2 separate regions of the Mus musculus genome follow, and region 1 is linked to region 2. The links are chromatin contacts, found by Hi-C or POLR2A ChIA-PET in ENCODE. All regions are on one chromosome and are shown on one strand. Each heading gives the region's core, a stretch centred on a gene start or an enhancer-like site at or near the end of the contact. The rest is flanking DNA. Distances are from core to core; before and after follow the strand shown. Region 1 overlaps Pld3 (phospholipase D family, member 3). Region 2 holds the start of Sertad1 (SERTA domain containing 1).

The links. A loop is a pair of places that touch in the nucleus more often than their neighbours do. ChIA-PET counts read pairs that join two places held with the same protein, here RNA polymerase II (POLR2A).
Region 1: a map of mouse trophoblast stem cell shows a loop between it and region 2 (2.3-fold over the local background). The contact joins the enhancer-like site here to the promoter of Sertad1 in region 2. A Hi-C loop is called at or near these places in 1 of 37 maps with a recorded cell type or tissue (mouse trophoblast stem cell). POLR2A ChIA-PET finds 5 or more read pairs at or near these places in 4 of 5 experiments (Patski and embryonic stem cell).

What each region holds. Positions count from the first base shown.
Region 1 is chr7:27,541,193-27,544,035 of GRCm38, reverse strand. Pld3 (phospholipase D family, member 3) reads left to right here. Exons shown (of 14, transcript NM_011116.2): 3 at 1,132-1,292; 4 at 1,855-1,947; 5 at 2,048-2,122; 6 at 2,208-2,350; 7 at 2,768-2,843. The coding sequence starts at 1,921. Among named protein-coding and RNA genes, the nearest start is that of Pld3, 11 kb to the left of the region's middle. Within about 2 kb of position 1,280, at least 1 of the 3 ENCODE cell types and tissues checked has a DNase peak (open chromatin) inside an H3K27ac peak, as active enhancers do.
Region 2 is chr7:27,485,623-27,488,393 of GRCm38, reverse strand. Sertad1 (SERTA domain containing 1) reads right to left here and starts at 1,441. Exons shown (of 2, transcript NM_018820.4): 1 at 1,316-1,441. Gm38972 (a long non-coding RNA gene) reads left to right here and starts at 1,434. Exons shown (of 5, transcript XR_881906.2): 1 at 1,434-1,669.

The DNA.
Region 1 (2,843 bases), core at 31-2,530, 56 kb before region 2:
CCCTGTAGTTCACCCACTCTAAGGCTGCTATCTTCTGCTTCTGTGAGATCCTTTCAGAAGCCTCAGTTAACCTCCGTCCTTGTCCTTACCTGCTGGATCCTGGTTTTTGGTTTTCTTTTCTGAGACAGCCTCAGTGCAGCCCAGGCTGGCCTGGACCTCATCGATATCCTCCTGCCTCAGTCTCCCTGGTTATACAGGAAGAGGGGCTCTATATAATAACAGCATTTGGGAGACTGAGACAGGATTGTTCAAAGGCCAGCCTGGGCCATAGTATGAGACCTTGGGGAACTACCCACCCAAAAAAAGTTAATAATAAAAAAGCAGGCTGGGGATGTGGCCCCCTTGGTAGGGCCTTTGCAAAACCGTCAATCTAGGTGGATAACACACACACAAACCAAGAGAGCCATCCCTAAAGGCAGCAAAGGGCTGTTTATGCTGCTCAGTAGCAATGCAAGCTCTGTACTTCCTCTGTGATTCGGATAGGCTAAGGGGAGAGTCATGAGAAGGACCACCTGTTATTTGTCTAACTTTAAATCCGTACAGTACATCAGCCCGGGCTATAGGAGATCCTGTCTCATAAGACCTAAATAAATAAGTAGCATACTTTAAAGAAAAAAAAAAAATCCTGCTTGGATAGAATATGAGATCCAGAAGCCTTGGATTTTCCTTTTTAAATTTTAATCTCTAAAAATAAAAATTGACTTAAAGGAAATATCGTCATCCCAGCAAACTACCAGAAAACCCACCACCCCCATGGCCAGCCGTCCCCGATTGTTCTCCCATCCCATTGCGTGGGCTGTCTTCTCCTGAGCTTGCCCTTCTCTTTCAGTTACATTATTCAATCTTGATCTCCCTATATTATCTTCAAGCGCCTTCAAGATTAATCTTAGGATTTATCACTAAAGAGTCCGTGGTATAAAAATTCACATTTGGTTCCAGGACAGCCAGGGCTATACAGAGAAACCCTGTCTCGAAAAACCAACAACAACAAAAATTCACATTTGTAGATCAGAGAAGGGATAAGAATTCCCTTTTCTCTGTGACTTCTCGGTCCCTTTTGGGAGGGTGGGGGAGAAATGAGGAAACTGGGGTGGCTATGGCGAAGCTGAGCTCCTCTCTACCCCAAACCAGGTTGCTCAGGACCACCCCTTTCCCGGTTCGAGGGGAGTCAGCCGACGCGCGCGCACTGCGCAGACTCCTCGCTGCAGTGGGCGTGATCCGTGGAGGTCCCGCCCCTACTCAGCTGCTCAGACAGAAGCTGGAGCCCCACCGAAGTAGCAGCCAACGTCTGAGTAAGGCCGGTGTTGTTTTAGGGTGTGGGGGCTGCGGTGCGGGACGGGGGGTAGGATTGGGAGGCTGCGGTGGCCCTGGGGTATGAGCCTCAGATGTCTGGTCAGGTAGGTACCTGGGACTGGGCAGACGCTCCACCTGGAACATTCCGTGAGTCATCCAAGACTGAGAAAAACCAGGCACAGAGATTCGGGGCTCCCCTGGCCCCCAGCCGGGACTGTCTTTGTGAAATTACTTAGATTCGAGCTCAGCAGGCAACAAAAAGGGGTTCTGATAGGGAGTAACGTGGGTGCTAATGACGGACATGCTGGACGCTTTGAAAGGCAACACGGGAGTGAAAAAAAAAAGCAGAGGCGTTGGACCTCGAGGGATTTCAACATCCCAGCTGACCAGCAACCAGTTTCTTCCTTTTGGGGTGATGGTCATAGGGCTAAGGGCCCACTTGATAATGGGAGAAGAAAGAGGCTTTTAGTAGATCTCATAAACCCAAAGATATCCACTTTTTTTTTGATGCCCCTTAAAAGCCCAGAACACCCACACAGTGCCTGCTTTTTGTTTCCCCAGTTTCCAGTCCCTGACACACCCACCTAGCCACCTTCGTTCTGCAGAGTCCCCCAGCGGCCAGGCAATATGAAGCCCAAACTGATGTACCAGGAGGTAGGAGGATGGGATGCTTAGTGGGGGGGGGGGGGGTATTGAAGGGTAGGAAACCACCAAACCACTCTATTCCACTCCGCCATCATCCCTGATCCCACAGCTGAAGGTGCCTGTTGAGGAGCCTGCGGGAGAACTGCCCTTGAATGAAATCGAGGCATGGAAGGCAGCAGAGAAGGTAGGAGTACGCTGCTCCACTTGAACTATCTCAAACTGTTGGGACCACCTTGTATAGGCTGACAGCTTCCTGCCCCACTCCACAGAAAGCCCGCTGGGTCCTCCTGGTCCTGATCCTGGCGGTAGTGGGCTTCGGTGCCCTGATGACTCAGCTGTTTCTATGGGAATACGGGGACTTACATCTATTTGGACCAAATCAGCGCCCAGCCCCCTGCTATGACCCCTGCGAGTAAGTGAAAGGCAGCTGGATTGTGCGTGGGAGGGTCCTGCCAGCCCAGGGACACTTAAGCCTGCGAGAGCACCCGGTGCTTTGCTGCAGGCAGTGCTGTGACGAGGGGATTGTGGGTGCCCACATCCGTGCCCACTCTACCCCCTCCTTTCGGTTTCCATGGCAGCCACAGCGTCATCATCCTTTATACAGGTCTGTGAACACATGGGCACTGTATCCCATCTACATCTGTGGATACACACACGCACACACGCGCGTGCACACACACACACATACACACACCTCCCACACCTCTAGACAGACCAGTGAGATACACAACCAACCTTCTCTCTACATCTGGAGACCTGCAGAGTTCTTCTTTCTCAACCTATCCTCTCTGGCCCTCTGTGACTGACAGATATCCCTCTATACCTTCAGGGCGGTGCTGGTGGAGAGCATTCCTGAGGGTCTGGAGTTTCCCAATGCCACCACGAGCAACCCCTCCACTAGCCAG
Region 2 (2,771 bases), core at 192-2,691:
GTGGTAGGAAGATGCCATCCTGGGAGGTAGTCAAGGCAGGTTTTTCTAAGAAAGATAAGTACATTGAAGCTGAGTCCTGCTGTTTGCACTGTAGGCTATGGAGAAGCAGGGCCAGGCTTTCCTGAAAGAGCCAAAGGAAGACAGAGAGAGGTAAACCTGAACTGGGGAGTTTAAAAAAAAAAAAAAAAAGAAGGCCACCACACACTAGGAGCAGGCGCAGAGAGTGTGACACAGTAGGAGTCCCGGTGGGGGTGGGGAGCAAGCAGGAGGAGGCGCGGGCAGGAATAGGAGGCTTGGATTTTCAGAGTGTCAGGACAGAGTCATGGAGGGTAGGGTCTAGGCAGGAAGATGAATGGTGACGTTAGTTGGCAAGGTCTCTAGAGGATCCCCGGTAGCTGCTGCCTGGGGAAAGATCGGTGGCGGGGCAGCATCATGTGTGTGTGTGTGTGTGTGTGTGTGTGTGTGTGTGTGTGTGTGTGTAGGTTTGGAGATAGAAGTGGGCCTGAACTGCCTGCCTTCCGACTGCTGTACTCACTGGGATGCTGGCCGCTTGGGTTTAAAGCCTAAGCTGTTAGTAGTCACTCAAGGAAGTAAGGGTCCCGAACTTATTGAGGAAAGAGAGAGACAAGGGAAACCCTGAAGGGCCGCGGGAGTAAGTCATTGACAGAAGTTTGAAAATCGGTACTTTCTTCCAAGAGGACTAGAGTTTGAAGCCCCTAGCCTAATCTAACGGGGGCATAAAGGCCGCAGGGTCTCAGTCCCGGGGACGCTGCCTAGACCTAGCAAGACACTAAAAATCCAGTCTTTGCCCTTTTCGCTGAAGACCCGGGAGCCGGGAACCGCAGGAATTCAGCCCCCACCCCGACTCCGCCCCCCCGAGTCCCGGCGCCCCCTAGCGGTACTCCAACCTGGGCTCCCCCGGGGACTCCGGCCCCAGTGACCCCGGGATCCTTTAGATTCCCCAGGGTACCGCCTGTCCCTCCCGGGCCACAGCGAGCCGCGACCCCCGCGGGCCGCTCAGTGAGCCCGGCCTTCCCTCGCTTCCGGAAGGCAGCGGAGGCGGCTCCTCCCGGAGCGGCGGCGGCGGGGGCGGGTGAGTCACGCAGCCGGAGCCAGGGAGCCGGCGCCTCCGCCCCCTTCTCGGGCTCCGACGTGATTCACCCAGCCCGGCCCGGGCGGGCGACACATACAGGCCCTGGGCGCTCGATCCCGGTCAGCCCCGGCCACCATCTACCTAGCTGAGGTATCGAACACCCTAAAGAACCCGGCCCCCCGTACCCCCGTCTTTCCCCACCAGGCCCCTTCATTTACATACACAGATCACTCGCGGCCAATCAGAACGAAGAGGGAGCCACACGCAGCCAATCAGGAAGCGGCTGCCGTAGCATCGCTAGCTTGTTCTGCTCCAGCAACCGACACCTGGGACGGTAGGCGCAGTTCTGACTCCGGCGCACGACTCCAGACACTCGACTATCCCTAGTTCCCGCCCACTCGCGTGGCAGCCCCGCCCTGCAGCTCAGGGATCGGCTCTCGTTGGTGGTGGTGGGCGGAGCCTGAGCGGGGCCGTTCCAGAAGGAGGGGGGAGGTTGTCCCTAAAGCGCATGCCCAGGAGGACTGCCTGAGCGAAGGGACAGCTCTGGTAGCGATTTCCCTTGTGGGGCGATGACAGGTAGGGGTTTTGTACTTTAAAAAGTACAGGCCTGTCACTTCATGTGTTATTTTAGAAAACTGTATGACTTCTGGAAGAGGACCTACTTCTTGAGAGTTACAAAATTAACAGTTTTCTCAGTAGGGCTTAGGATACTGGACTCAATACAGTGAGACAACTGGATTCTACTATGATTAAAGACGGGAGTAAGGGGGGGACGGAACGACACCAGAGTCACGTCCTGGGCATCAGTTCCGGAGGAGCTGTGTGACTTTGGGCAGCAGTTTAAGTCCCTGAAAATAATTTCCTGCGGGGCGTGGTTGTTCACACCCATAACCCCAGTATGGGAAAACTAAAGTATGGGGGATTGCTTTGAGTTTGCAGCCGGACTACTTAGTGGATTTGAATCCAGCCTGGACCTCAGAGTGAGATCCTGTCTTAAAACAAAACAAAACAAAACAAAACAAACTAGCAAAAAAAACCGACGAACTTTTTTTTTTTTTTTTTTTTTTTTTTGCGACAGTTTCACTAACTTGCCCAAGTTAGCCTGGGAAACAGAGCAACCAACCCTCCTCAGCCTGTCAGTGACTGGAACCAGAGACTTATGCCACACCTAATATTCTTTTTTTTTTTTTTTTTGGTTGTTTGGTTAGTTGGGTTTTAGTTTAGTTTTTGTGTATGTTTTTGTTTGTCTCTTTGTCTTGGTTTTGGGTTTTCGTTTATTTTGAGACAGGGTTTTTCTGGGCAACAGCCATGATTGTCCTGTAACTCAATCTATAGACCAGGCGGCCTCTAACTCAGAGATTCACTAACCTCTGCCTCCTGAGAGCTGGGGTTAAAGGCCTGCGCTCCACACCTGGCCTTCAGCTATTCTTAAAATATGTTTGGAAAGGTACAGTTTAGTGAAAGAGTGCTTGCCTCACATTTCAGCATGTTAAACACCTGCACTTGGTTACAGCACTGAAAAATAAAATAAAGTAAAATAGCCTGATGATTTACTAAGAGTAGAACATTAAGGGCTGGAGAGGTGGCTCAGTGGCTAAGAGTACTTGTTGCTCTTGCAGAGGACCAGGCTCGGCTCCTGGTTCAGGTTCAGTTCAGCACCCACATGGCAGCTCATGAC